Linked DNA regions of Mus musculus: region 1 is linked to region 2. Evidence: chromatin contacts called from ENCODE Hi-C or POLR2A ChIA-PET data. All regions are on one chromosome and are shown on one strand. Each heading gives the region's core, a stretch centred on a gene start or an enhancer-like site at or near the end of the contact. The rest is flanking DNA. Distances are from core to core; before and after follow the strand shown. Region 1 holds the start of Kdm4a (lysine (K)-specific demethylase 4A). Region 2 holds the start of St3gal3 (ST3 beta-galactoside alpha-2,3-sialyltransferase 3).

The links. Hi-C counts contacts between places; a loop is a spot of excess contacts on that map. ChIA-PET counts read pairs that join two places held with the same protein, here RNA polymerase II (POLR2A).
Region 1: a map of left cerebral cortex shows a loop between it and region 2 (2.5-fold over the local background). The contact joins the promoter of Kdm4a here to the promoter of St3gal3 in region 2. A Hi-C loop is called at or near these places in 3 of 37 maps with a recorded cell type or tissue (heart and left cerebral cortex). POLR2A ChIA-PET finds 5 or more read pairs at or near these places in 4 of 5 experiments (Patski and embryonic stem cell).

Annotation. Positions count from the first base shown.
Region 1 is chr4:118,175,936-118,183,137 of GRCm38, reverse strand. It overlaps Kdm4a (lysine (K)-specific demethylase 4A), which reads left to right and starts at 3,095. Exons shown (of 22, transcript NM_001161823.1): 1 at 3,095-3,245; 2 at 5,562-5,743. The coding sequence starts at 5,606.
Region 2 is chr4:118,131,505-118,138,217 of GRCm38, reverse strand. St3gal3 (ST3 beta-galactoside alpha-2,3-sialyltransferase 3) reads left to right here and starts at 3,272. Exons shown (of 12, transcript NM_009176.5): 1 at 3,272-3,828. Kdm4a (lysine (K)-specific demethylase 4A) reads left to right here. Exons shown (of 22, transcript NM_001161823.1): 22 at 1-1,214.

The DNA of each region.
Region 1 (7,202 bases), core at 1,846-4,345, 45 kb before region 2:
GCTGGGATTAAAGGCGTGTGCCACCACCGCCTGGCAGGAGAATATTTTTTTAAGAGTTATTTATTTATTTTATGTATATGAGTACACACTGTAGCTGTACAGATGGTTATGAGCCTTAATGTGGTTGTTGGGAATTGAATTTGGGACCTCTGCTTGCTCCGGTCAACCCTGCTTGCTCTGGGATTTATTTATTTATTATTATAAGTAAGTACACTGTTGCTGTCTTCAGACGCAATATGTGGTTGCTGGGATTTGAACTCAGAACCTTTGGAAGAGCAGGCTTACTCACTGAGCCATCTTGCCACCCCCGAGGAGAATCTTAAATTCAAGAATTCAAGACTACCTTAAATCAAGAACAACAGCCAGGTGTGGTGGCGCATGCCTTTAATCCCAGCACTCAGGAGGCAGAGGCAGGCGGATTTCTAAGTTCGAGGCCAGCCTGGTCTACAAAGTGAGTTCCAGGACAGCCAGGGCTACATAGAGAAACCCTGTCTTCAAAAACCAAAACCAAAACCAAAACCAAAACCAAAACCAAAACCAACAACAACAACAAAAACCCCCAAGAACAATAACAAAAGAGTTAGCAAGATCACTTAGCTGGTAAAAGATGCTTGCTGCCAAGACAGACAATCCAGGTTGAATCCCTAGGACTCATAGGGTAGAAGGACTGAATCTCGAAAATTGTCCTCTGGTCTTTGTATGAATATGCACTGCCCTTCAACAAATATATGAACATATTATTATTTTGGAGAGTCTCACCATTATTCCTGCCTGGTTTGGAACTTACTCCTTAGACCAGGCTGGCCTTGAAGTCACAGACGTTCACCTGCCTCTGCCTCTGCCTCCTGAGTGCTGGAATTAAAGGCATTGCACCATCAGGTCCACCCAAAATAGATATAATTTTAAGAATTAGAAAAAATGAATATTATCAATTAAAATATTGGGAGTGCCAGGAATCGGGAGGCAGAGGCAGGTGTCTCTCTGGGATCTTGGTAAGTTTGAGAGGCTACCCTGATCTACAGAGGAAGTTCTAGGACAACCAGAGCTACACAGAAAACCCTTACCTTGAAAAATCTATCGATCTATCGATCTATCTATCATAATATATGATCAATATAAATATCACACATATACACACGATAGTTAATGTCCCTTCTCCTTCTCTTCTTCCTTCTTTTGGAGTTGGGGTTTTATGTTGTCCATGCTGGCTTGGAATTTGCTATGTAGCCCAGGATGTCCTTGAACAACTTTTTTTGTTTTGTTTTGAGACAAGTTCTAAAATGTACCCCTGGCTGTCCTGAAACTCCTTATGTAGACCAGGGTGGCCTCAAGCTCACAGAGATCCACCTGTCTCTGTCTCCCAAGATCTGTAATTAAAGACGTGCCACCATGCCCAGCTATGAACTTCTGATTTTCTTGCCTCTACCCCTCAAGGGCTAAGATTGGTAGGCTTGTGCCATGATGCCCACATATCTATCTCTGTATCTCTCCCTCTTATATATAGAGACAGGGTTTCTCTGTATAGCCCTGGCTGTCCTGGAACTCACTTTGTAGACCAGGCTGGCCTCAAACTCAGAAATCTGCCTGCCTCTGCCTCCTGAGTGCTGGGATTAAAGGCGTGCACCACCATGCCCGGCTGCATCTCTCCCTCTTAAGAAAGAGTCTTACTATGTAACTCTGGTTATCCTGGAACTACCTATTCCAGGCTGGCCTCTCATTTTTTTTAAAGCACCCTTTTCATCAGATATGTGCCTAGATATTTAACCCATAGCATTCTATGAAGTATCTCCTTTTAGTTAACATTGGTAAACTCTTGCCATCCATCTCAACTCTCCTGAATTTGTTCCCCTTGAAAAATCCAGGCATGGACGAGAAGTTGTTTAAAAACTTTTTTTTTTTTTTTTTTTTGGTATTTTTTGAGACCGGGTTTCTCTGTATAGCTCTGGCTGTCCTGGAACTCACTTTGTAGACCAGGCTGGCCTCAAACTCAGAAATCTGCCTGCCTCTGCCTCCCAAGTGCTAGGATTAAAGGCATGTGCCACCACCGCCCAGCTTACTTTTTTTTTTTTTAACCTATTTATTTAGTGTGTTTGTGGCGGCGGTGACACTGCAATCCACTAAAGTCAGAGGACATCTTGTGAACTTGTATTGATTCTCTCCTTCAACAGCTTACCTCAGATCATAAGACTTGTGCCTTTCCTCTCAGTCATCTCTCTGTACCGAAGGGTTGGTTTTGAAAGCAGTTCAAACACAATACAACTCTTCTTCCCGGTGCTATCGGGAATTTTGCTCATGTTTTATGCCCTAGTGAGTTCTCCTCCTTATTTGACTTATAAGGGTGTTAACCTCTCTTTCTTCATCGTCCTTGACAATCTGGGAACTCCTTAAGGCTGCTCACAGCCTCTCAGGAACTGCTCCTAATGACTTCTAGGGATCCTGTTCGGCCCCCTGAAGTGCCTTTAATGATTCTTAGAATCACCCTGTTCGCTCCAAGAGCTGCTAATGACCCCAAATTTTCGCTCAAGGGGAGCCGCTTTTAAAAAGCCTCAGGGATATCTTCCTTCAGGATCTGTCCTAATGACCCCCCAGGGCTCCTTCTCCTGGAGCAGATCTTTACCTAACCCGCCTTGCCAGCAGGCGAGGGGCTTCTTAGAGAAGAGAGTCAAACTGAGAGTACTGGGCAAACTTGGACATGCTGGTCACGTTCTCTGAACTCCTTGACTTTAGAAACTTTCCCGGAGGTCTTCCATCGCCTTTATATCTTAGGCAAAGGAGTTACTCCAAGAAAATTAGGCTTATCCTTTCGCTAGAAACATCCTATAACCACCTGCTCGCCCTTCCCCATAACCGGCTAGCCCATTTCAGGGTATTCGCTTCTTTCTACCCAGCTTAACTATGGAGATCTGAGTCAGCCTCTGATAGGCTAACTCTGGATCCAGCCCTGATGCTCAGTGGCCCCAGTCCCCGGAGGCTCAGCGTTTTCTCCTGGCAACAGCTCGAGACGACGCTCATAGGCTAAGCGGACTCGTAGTTCCAGACGCCGAGTCGGTGTAGTGAGTGTTCATTGGTTAGCTGAGGACCTAAAGCCATTCTTGGGTTGGTTGACTATGGGCTCTGTGAGGCTGCGCAGAGTCAGACTTTAAAGGAGGCGGAGCTCTGTCTTTCGCCCTCAAGAAAGACAGTGGGATCGGCGAGTGGCGACAACAGCAATCGGGCCTGAGCCCTGCTAGGGCTTTAGGCTCCAGGTGAGAGCCATCGGGTTTTGGATTCCCCAAGGGGTTGATGCTGCCAAAACCCTTGGCCGTGAGCTCCAGTGGGGGAGGGTGGTGAGGTGGGTCTTTCTGTGCTCTGTGATCGACATGGGGTTTGAGCAATAGAGAAAGGAGCTTCTAAAATAAGTTTTGCGATTGGTTCTTTCCAATCTCTAGTGGCCAATGGGCGTCGGGAGAGGGGGGCGGGCCCACTGGGCCTTATTTTCTTCTTCCTGCGGCCGGGCCTCCCTCGCCTAGGCGGTGGGGCCGGGAGGGGCAGTGTCTGTAAGTGGTGTGTGGGGACACTGGGAACCGGGCTGCCTTTGGAGGGATGCCGCGGGGGTGGCTGCGGGGGCGGAGAGTGCGGGAGTTTCAGGTCACTGTTAGCAACAGCTGCCTTTATGGAGTGCTTACCGGGCCTAGCGTTTAGGGCTCGCTTGCATCATCTAAGTTAATCATACGATCCATCAAGGCAGGGGTTTGGGGTCCCCATTTTGCAGGTGGAGAAACTGAGACTCATCCAGTCCATTCACACAGCCAAGGTGTTAAAAAGTGACAGAGATCAGACCGGTATTCAGAGTTTTCACTCTAGAGCCGAAGGTTTAGCTCCCGGTACTCTTTGCTTTGTTGCTGAAGGCGGACGGGAAGGTGCCCCAGACCAGATTTCCCCAAGGGAATAGATCGCGGGAATGGAACCCTAGAGTTAAAGTAATGGGATGATCCGCTAAAGTGAGCAGAGGATATGAGTTATTCAGCAGTTACTGAGTGCCTACTTTGTGGCGAGCATTGTTCTAGCTTCTGGACACACAAAGATAAACAGAGCTAGAGGCAGATGAAGCAACATTGTGACCACCTTTGAAGCCCAGGGGAGGAGCCCCAGTCTGATATTTATGATACCTTTTTGTAAAAATTTCAAAAGTAGAATATATTGAAAATTTCCTTTTAAAAGGAAAAGTCTCCTAAATTGAATAGGCTTCAAGTTCCTCCACACTTTCAGAGAAGTCTTAGTTCATGTAAGTATTAGAGCTGAGGTAGCAGAAAGTGGTAGAAGATGCTTTAGAGGGGGCACTTTGGATACATTTCCTGGTATGTAAAGCAGGGATAACAGTATATCTTTTATGCAAAGTTAATGAAAAATGCCTAGCCAGAAATCCCTCCCTTGGAGTGGAATGGAAACCCAAGAGTTACCATGACAGGGTTTCTGTTTAATGCCCTGGAGTTTGCCTCCATGCTGCTTCCCAAAACCCATGCTAGGTTGTGGGCAGGTTGTAGGCAGCTTTCTCCTGTATAGTGAGTAGGACTGCCAGTGGCTTTGAGGAAACAGAACTCCTGGGCTGTGAGTGAGGAGGTCCAGTGAAGGACATACCAGTTTTGCTTCTAAACTGGCTCCTTTTTAGCATGCATTGTCTTTTTCTGGTTGTGGCGATTGTGGCGATCTGTTGTATTACCAACACTGGGTTTAGGCTCTGCCCACTTACTTGAGGACCTCATCCAAAAATGTCTATGTATTTTCTCCCGGCAGTTGGGGAGTGTGCCCTGTATTGCCAGCTCATTGCCTGCTTTCAGTGCAGTTGAGCCATCGGAGTTCATTGAGTACTGCTGAAACCATTTTGATTTAGATAGAAGAGTTTCCCTTCAGTGTTTTAAACTCCTAACATACTGTTACTATCAAAGTACTTTTAAAACTTGAACCCCCTGAAGCCTTAGAGTCTGCAGCTAAGTGACTTCTCAGTGGTTTAGAATCTTGTGATGCCGTGCTCCAGAAAACAGCCCATAGGAAGCTTTTTAGAAGCTCTGGCTGTCCTAGAACTCATTCTGTAAACCAGGTTGACCTGCCTCTGCCTCCTGAGTACTGGGATTAAAGGAGTGTTACCACCACCACATTATTCCCCTTGACCAGGTGTACTCATTGTAGATGTTGGATTACTAACTCTACATCCTGCCTTCTTTCTCCCTCGTGCTGGGCTGCTGGGCATCTTCTGGTTTCCTCGGGTTCTTTTTTTTTTTTTTTTTTTTTTAAAGATTTATTTATTTATTATATGTAAGTACACTGTAGCTGTCTTCAAACAATCCAGAAGAGGGAGTCAGATTTTGTTACGGATGGTTGTGAGCCACCATGTGGTTGCTGGGATTTGAACTCCGAACCTTCGGAAGAGCGGTCGGGTGCTCTTACCCACTGAGCCATCTCACCAGCCCCCTCGGGTTCTTTTTAAACGGAACAGATTCTGCTTGTCCATCTAGTCCATTTAAATAAGCATTGTAGTAGGGGGCAGTTCCTTGTCACTTACTTTTGTTCTCTTAACACTTCAGGTTTTTATCCTAGCAAAATCGGCCTCAAAAACAGAGAAGACAAGATGGCTTCTGAATCAGAAACTTTGAACCCCAGTGCTCGGATCATGACCTTTTACCCCACCATGGAAGAGTTCCGGAACTTCAGCCGCTACATTGCCTACATTGAATCCCAAGGAGCTCATCGGGCTGGGCTAGCCAAGGTAGGGAGCAGGAATGTGAACCTGCTTCGGCAGCCGCTATGAGAATATTTCTGGCCTCTGTAATTGGAAATTAGTGGCGGGCTTGTACTTATTTGCATTGAATTACTGATGCTCCTCTCTCTCCAGTCCAGTCTTCCTTTCACACAGCCTGTGGCAATCATGTTTCCTGAGTCCCTAAAGAGGAAATGGACAGTGGTGCTATTTTTTTTTTTTCTAAGTGAACACCAGGAAAAAACCTGAGTAGTCCTGATCCTTGCTGATAGGATGGTATGCAGGTGGGACAGGAAAGGGACATACAGAGCCAGTGTCCCCAGGCCTGGCCTGGGGCTCCATGGTTTACAGCTTTTACCTGCCACTGGCATTCCCAACACCTGCCCCTCTCATTTTGGTCCCCCCTGCACTGATACAGTTCGGTTTCCCTCAGGGACTTTCTTCAAGGGAGAGACTCACTGGCCAGGCCACATAAGGGTTCTGGTCTCTGTAGTTTGGAGTTGGTTTCTATTCTTCCTATGCACTGAAGTAGGGCCGCCCTCCCGACCCCTAGTCAACCAACCCTTTCTATGTTCAGTCACTCACGAGGTTTTCTGAGTCCCCCACGGTAACGCGATTGCATTTCGGAAGGAACCCTTTCAGACTGATGCGGAAGACTTCCTCTGAGCCAAGGGGAGCTGTCCCGCCGTTTCAGTTTGAATTCCCTGCTGTATGTGTGTACGGGTTCACTTTTTGTTTTTGTTTATCATGGGACTGAAGATTCAGATCTAACACTCTATACCTCTGAGTTAGTTACCTTTTTTGTTTTGTTTTGTTTTGCTTTTGCTTTTGTTTTTGTTTTAGAGCCAGGGTTTCTCTGTAGCTCTGGCAGGCTGGTCTCAGACTTAGATCCACCTGCCTCTGCCACCCAGTGCTGGGATTAAAGGTGTGTGCCACCACGTCCGACTCTGACCTTTTTTTCCCTAGCCCGTTACTCTTTTGATATAGAAAAAGAAAAAGAAAAAAAGAAAAAAATATATACACAAAATCCAAGGATTTCAGTTCCAAAGTTGAGGACTAGTCTTAGACTTTGGTGTCTTTCTTCTCTGAGGCTCCCGTCAGCTGTCTCAGAGAAAATGGCTCGTTCACACAGTAGTAGGCCCTGCAGGGCCCACAGTATAGCTTTACAACACATGGTGAGGGTATAAATTGATATACGTATTAGATTTTATATAAAAGCTGTTTGGGTTTTTATGATGCATATCCATTATTTTCTTTCATAAGAGCCATAATAATTACTGTTTTCTCAGTTTTATGTTAGCCTAGGCGAGTTTAGAGTGGACTAGGTAGTCATGTTGGTCTCAAATAGGAGATAGCCTGGAGTACTAGTACAATGGGTGTCGCCCAGCACTTCTGCTTCCGTTGCTTTGTTTGCAAAAGAACTCTGGGCTGTTCAAGAACCCACTCTTCAATCAGATAAGGCGCCTAG
Region 2 (6,713 bases), core at 2,023-4,522:
TCTGAGAGGTTCCCAGCCATCAAGGCGAGAGCACTCTAGGGTTCCACAGCACAGCAGACACTTGGAACTCGAACTTGGAACTTCACTTCGAAAGTGAAGCTGTACACAGAAAAGGAATGACGTGTCCGACCTTTCACCTTCTCACTCCACCCTCGATGCATTCTGCCGGGAAAAGACAAGCCTATTGTGGGTGCTTGGCAGCAGCTGTCCGTCCTCAGCTGACGGGCCGACACTGGGATGCTGTGATTGCATCAGCCCCCAGTCCAATCGGGTCAGCTGTTCCTGCTGGGCGGATTGTTCTTTCTTAGTGGCTTGCTTCCTACCCGCCCACCGGCACCAGCAAGGCAGAGAGGTGCTGGTGCTGACCCAATCCCCTTTTGTATTTATGTATGCGTGTGTGAGCGTGCACACGTGCAAGTGTGTACCTGTGTGTAAGCGTGAGAACGTGTGAGTGTACACCTGTGTGTGTGTGTGTGTGTGTGCTTGAGAATGTGTGTGTGGGTGTGCAAGTACGTATGTGGTTGCACTCGTGTACGTGAGTGCGTGTGTGTGCTTGGTCAGGACTAGCTTCTGCCAGCCCCTGGGCTTCACTTTCTTCTTTGCCTCTGCAGGGCAAACAAAATGTGAAATTCTGCCCTCAGCCAAGCTGAGTAAGGGCCCCGGGGGATGGGTAGAGGTGGGGTGCCATCTGTCCCTTCCTGGACCGATCTCAAGAGAGCGCCGGCAAAGCTGCAGTATTGGGATGCTAAGGAGCTGGCTGCCACCTCTGTCCACCCTTGAAGTAGAACTCAGAGGTTATATACTATGAGCCCACAAATGTCAGGCACGGAAGCCCCTGCCTGCGGCCACAGTGTTAGAGGGTGTGGGTGGGGACCACCTTGAAGGGATAATTTTAATGATGGAAACAGGCAGAGCCTGGTGGGTGATTTTTGTGCAGTTATGCAGGGGCTAACTATGGGTTAGGATGAACTGGGGCCACTGGAGGCCAAGGGCTGGTATAGCTACGCCCTTGGTCAGGGGTGGGGTGGGGCTGGTTGAGGGTGGGGGTGGGATGGGACTAGAGGGCAACATTGAAGGGGTTAAACAGGTTCCTGAATTTGTTTGCCTGGGCCCAATATGGAGGGCTTCATACCTTGCTCTGTATACAGGAGTCAGATTTATAATACTTCCCCTTTTTTGTTACGTATGAACTCTATAAACCAAATTATTTTGAAAACCGGTGCATTACCTTGTCCTTAGCAATAAAATGGATTGAACAGAGGATTGACTGTGGTCTGCCCCATGAGCCCAAGTGGCCCTGGGTCAGGCTGTGGAGCAGGGGCTGGGAAGCTGTTCGCTGAGGTGGGCACCGTTCACGGAGGTGGGTGCTGTGGCCCGTTGAGCATCCAGGGCATTGTGGCTCTCTGTACCTCCTTTTGCTTTCCTGGAGGAGTTAACGGGAAGGATTGGACTACGGTCTTCTCAAGAGAGGTTTCACTTAAACCCCTTTTGATGTCATCAGCATCCTGATATACAGATCACTTCCTGCATCAGGATTCCATCCTTGTGGAACCAGGAGAGTATGCTGTAGGTGCTTGAATAGCAAGAGACCCTTGATCTCCCCATGGATTGCAGAAGCTGCCCTCTGCAGTGCTTGTCGTTGCTGATTGCTTCCCTGGAGGAAGACCCAGTCTTTGACAAGAAGAGGTGATCCTGAGCTGGTGCGAGGCTCCTTTCTGCACAGCCTCCGTATTCCAGCTGGCCTGAGCTTTGTGCCCCGGTGCTAGATGATGTGCTCGGTACCCCTGTAGCCTGGGAGCTGCTACTTAGTATTGGCTCTGGGGAAAGAGAGAAGAGTTTCACAGATGTTTTTTCACAGCTAAATCCTTGGAGCCAAGGAAAGAAGGTTGCCCCTCTGTTCTTCACTCGGGGATTTTCAGGGGAAAATGGCTGGGGCTGAGCGTTCGTGGAAGAGAGGAAAACTTAACTTCCTCAGGCACCCGTAGTTCCTCCCCATGAGTCTCATTACCTCAGCCTTGCTAAAGGACCGGATAATCTCGTGCCTGGTGTAATCCCAGCTCTATGGGAGTTGAGGATTGAATTCAAGCCTTTGAATGTTTGAGGCAAACGTACTACTGCCAAGCTATACCCGACAGCCCTCTCTACTTTTTTGTCCCTAAGAAGAGCCCACTGTGGGATGGAGAGATAGTTTAGCCCTTAAGAATACTTTTCTGGGGAACCCAGGTTCAGTTGTCACTGTCCACTTGGTGGCTTGCAACTGTCTGTAACTCTAGTTCCAGGGGCTATGAGGCCTTCTGGGATACACAGGCACTGGGACATACATTCATGCAGACACTAAAACAAAAACAAAATAAACCAAAACAAAACCCAAAGATACTGAGACCCACAAAGTTGTTGAATGTTTAATCCTGCTTCAGTTTAGAGAGTAGTTAAGTACGTACCACCACTACCATGATTAGTTAAGTCAACCATTCAAAAATATTTTTGGCCTATTATAAGAAAATTCCCAGTTCATAAAAAGCTATGGGACTTTCCCAAGTCTCATAAAACTGGCCTGTGGTTTTGTTTTTGTTTTTTTTTTTTTTTCTGGTGCTGGGGATGGCCTGGGGCTTTAAACTTGCTCAACTTCAAAGTTGGGTCTGCCTTAGGCACTTCCTGGCCAGTGTAGTCTAGTCTGGGTTCATGACCCACCACAGCCAAAGACTGCACTTCAGCTTTTTGCCAAAGCAGAAACTTATGTCTTGTATACCTTGTATAAGATTGGCATCTGAGAGTGCCAAGTTATGTCCCCACCTCCTCTTTGGGAAAATTCTGTATTAAATTCTGCCTTAGGATAATGCACTCCGCTGCAGAATGAGGGCGCGACCTCCTGAACTGGGTATGTGGGGTGGCTTTGTGGCCTATCTGCGACCTTTCTTCGAGGTCACGCCTGAACTTAGCAGGCCTCTTACCCTCACGGGATTGGATAGGGCTTCAGAAGGCGTTCTAGAGGTTACCACCAGCGTCAGGGGCTGACAGCAGAGTGGTGAAGTAGGGACAGAAGACTTCCTCTGGGAAGCAGAGGAAACCTGACCGCAGCCGGGCAGCCCCACGCACCGCAGCTCCACGCAGCGCTCCTCCCAAGCCCCAGCTATAGCCCGGGGATGGGGAGGGGATGGATTCGGCCTCTGGCTTCCATTGGGTCTCCGGGGTCCGGGCCCGCCCAACCCTGCGGCGAAGCCTCGCATTGGCCTGCCTGGCGCCCCGCCCGGTTCCGGTGCTCCCATTGGCTGCTGATGCCCGACCCCCGGCGCGGCCGCCGAGGCGGACCGCAGGATTGGTGGTCCCGCCGCTGCGTCCCCACCATGGCGGCGCCCGTGCAGCTTGCCGCGTCCTGGGCTCCCTCTGGGGTCCCCTCGGCTGTCCCCGCTATTCGCGCTGCAATTGCCTCCGCGCTCTGCGTGCGCCCTGGCGCCACCCGCCCCCGGCCTCCCTCTCTGCTGCGGTAAGGCCTGCCCTGCGTCCCCGAAGCAGCTCTCGGCCGCCGCGCCCCTCCCCCGGCCAGACCGGCCCGAGCCGCGCTGGGGACCAAAGCCCGGGCCCGGGTGGGGGCCAGGCCTGCCAGAGGGCCGCGCGAGCCGGGCCGAGCGCGCCGAGGTCACCTGTGTGCAGTGTCCCAGGCGCGCGAGTCTGAGCGCAAAGGAGGGTCACGGTCACCCGGGACCCGCTGTGGGACAAGCGCAAGAAAGTCCGGGGAAAGCCTAGCGGGAGTCACCAAGAGTAGCGGTTGTCATCTCTGCCTTCCCCGGGGCCAGATCCTCCTCGGAGCGACCGGGTCAGTTTATCAAAGTACGTCTTCTCGCTACCCTTTCTTCTGGAGTGCTTCCTCATTGTCTTCTCAGTGGTCTTGTTTGCGAGAGAAAAGCTTAGTGAGGACGGTAGATTTGGTTAGGCGGATGTCCCACAGATGTGTTTAGACTCCTTTTTACAGTAGCACCCATTTTTATGATTCCTCAATAAATTTAATTTTTGTCTGTTTCTCTAGAGTACGGGGAGGTGGTAAAACTGAGTCACTGTAATTAACCTAGGGAGTGACCGATGAAGGGAGCCGGCTGCTATCCCAGAAAGCAAAGAGTGCTTAACACATTTCTCTGAGGTCCTTTGAATTATTAGCACTATAGATAATGGGCTGAGAAGGAAGGAAAAGCCACGAGTTAGAGTTAGGTTCCTGACATGTAGCACAGTAGACATCATGACAATTCCACTTGTGTCCCTAAACTTTCAATTAAAGACTCAGAGGAATTGGATCCCGGGGTAGTAGGTGCACACCTGTAATAGCACTCAGAAGCTGAAGCAGGAGGATTGCTTCAGAGGCCAGCCTGGGCTACATAGAATAATAAAACCGTGTCAACAAGAGCCACATAGCAAGACCCAGTCTCAAAAGACTGAAGAAAGGAAAAGAAGAAAGATTGGAGGATTAAAAATTGGAGTAAAACCTTATGACCAGATGGGAGTTTCATATAGTCTCCTAAAATAACAGACATTTTGAAATATAAAGTGGTGTTGGTTGCTCCATTTCGCTAATCTGATGTCTGTGTCTCCTAACAAGTTATTAATGATGAAGCAAAGCAAGTGTGTTCCTAGAGACTAGTGAGCTTGCTCACACAGTCAAGCGCCTACTGAATCCGTGTTATGTTTTGTGCAAGGTGTAGACTTGAGGGGAACTTGGACAATTAAATTATGGAGATTGTTCTCTGGACCTCTGTAGGATGTGGAAGTGAAGCACACACAGATGAGAAACTCAGGGTGTGGCCTCTAGAATTCCAAGAGGAGACGGGAGTGTGTTTAAGGAAGATTTCATGGCGGAACTGAAGTTTTTTGAGTTGAGCCACAAAGAGTGGAAAGGCTACCTGGAGAGGAAGTGAGCCAGTGAAAATCCAGGATGCGGAAGATGGCAGAGGAGGACTCGATGCTGTGTGTGGTTCCAGGGCTTTCTTAGCAGCAGAAGAAAGGGAGATGAGGTTGTACAAAAGACAAGTTGGGGGCTGGGGATGTAGTTCAGTTGGTAGGGTCCTTGTCTAGCATGCAAGGAGCCCTATGTGATCCTCTGCACCTTGTAAAACCAGGCATGGCGTCACAGGAGGATACCAAACCCTATGTTCGTTCCAAAGGCCGGAAGTTTGAGCGTGCCAGAGGCCGAAGGGCCAGCTGAGGCTACAAAAACTAACCCTGGATCTTACTCTTAATAAAAAAAGCTTTGAATGTTGGAAAAAAAAAAAGAAGAAGTTCAAGGTCATCTCTAACTACACTGTGAGCTTGAGGCTAGCCTAGTGACCCTGTTGTAAACAAAAGCAATCCAATGGTGGGTTAGAGAAACACCTTTGTCCTATGGGGATCAAAGGCTAGACCAATCGCCATGAGGACCTGGACCCGGCAGGAAAGATACCATGAGTAGCACTTAGATGGGGATGTCACTTCTGTAGCTGCCTTGAGCTGGAATCCACGTTGCCTCTTGCTTTCAGTTACCAGCCAGCTTCGTGCAGTTAGTGACAGGTCCCAGGGCTGCCACCACACTGCTCTGACATTGATTTTTTTTCAGCTCTTACAGTCATCACACAGGTTGGGGCCTGGTGTTTCTGGGAATTGCCCCAGAATCCCCTGAACATGTGTCCCCCCTCCCCCTTCTGTTAGACCTCACCCACCGTTACAGATAGGCACGCCACTTTTCCGGCTTTCAGGGCTCTCTATTGGGTTAGGCCGAGGGCAGCCTGGCATCTGCGGGTTATTGGCATGCCCTTTGTTAAAGCCCTTTCCAGGTCCCTTCATCCATTTGTTTGGTTGCTTAAGCTCCAGGTGTTTGCATGTGTTGGCTTTTTATGTCTTAAATGAGCCCTTCATTCTCCGTCATTGCCCTGGCCCACGTTTTATGGCCATTCCATACGGAACTTCCTCTGTAAGTCCTCTCTGTACTTTTCCCTCCACCTAGATGACCTGTCACTCTCTAATTCTGGGGCTCTGCCCTTTTGTATTTGTAATTTTTTTGATATTGGTTCTCTTGTGTGTGGTGTGTGGGTGTGTTTTATTTGTTTGGTTGGTGTTTTTTGAGGCAAGATCTTGTCTAGTCCGGGCTGGCCTTGAACACCCCGCCCCCTGCCCTTTCTCCCTCCATTTTAGACAGGACCTCAGGCAGCCTAGGCCAGCCTCAAACAGCTGAGGACCTTGAACTCAGAGTCTTCCATCCCCTCAGCTCTGCAGGCTTCAGGGTTTTCCTGTTTGCCATGGTCACCTTACCGTCGCTTCCACTCGCAGTGTTAGACCTACTTTAAAAGAAAAGTCTTCCCTGTTGTCTGGAACAGTGTTTTTACATAGTAGGTACTTGGCATATGTATTTTATGTACAAAATGGTATTCTGATACAGGCAATACTGTAGTTTCTGCCTCCTGCTCCTGCCCGCTGTAATTACTGGCCACTGCTCTCTTGTTGCATACTCAAAAATGATTCTAACTGAAAGAAAAAGAGAGGGGGTGGGGCTCAGCTGGTCGAGGGCTTGCTAGGCATTTATGAGGTTCTGAGCTCCATCCTAGCTTTTCATAAGCAGAGTATGGCAGGACATGCTTGTAATCCCAGCATTCTGGAGGTGGAACCAGGAAGCGTAGGCACTGAAGATCCATCCAGTTGTCTTGAGTTGGTGAAGGCACTCGCTGCCAAGCCTCATGACCTGAATTTGATTCCTG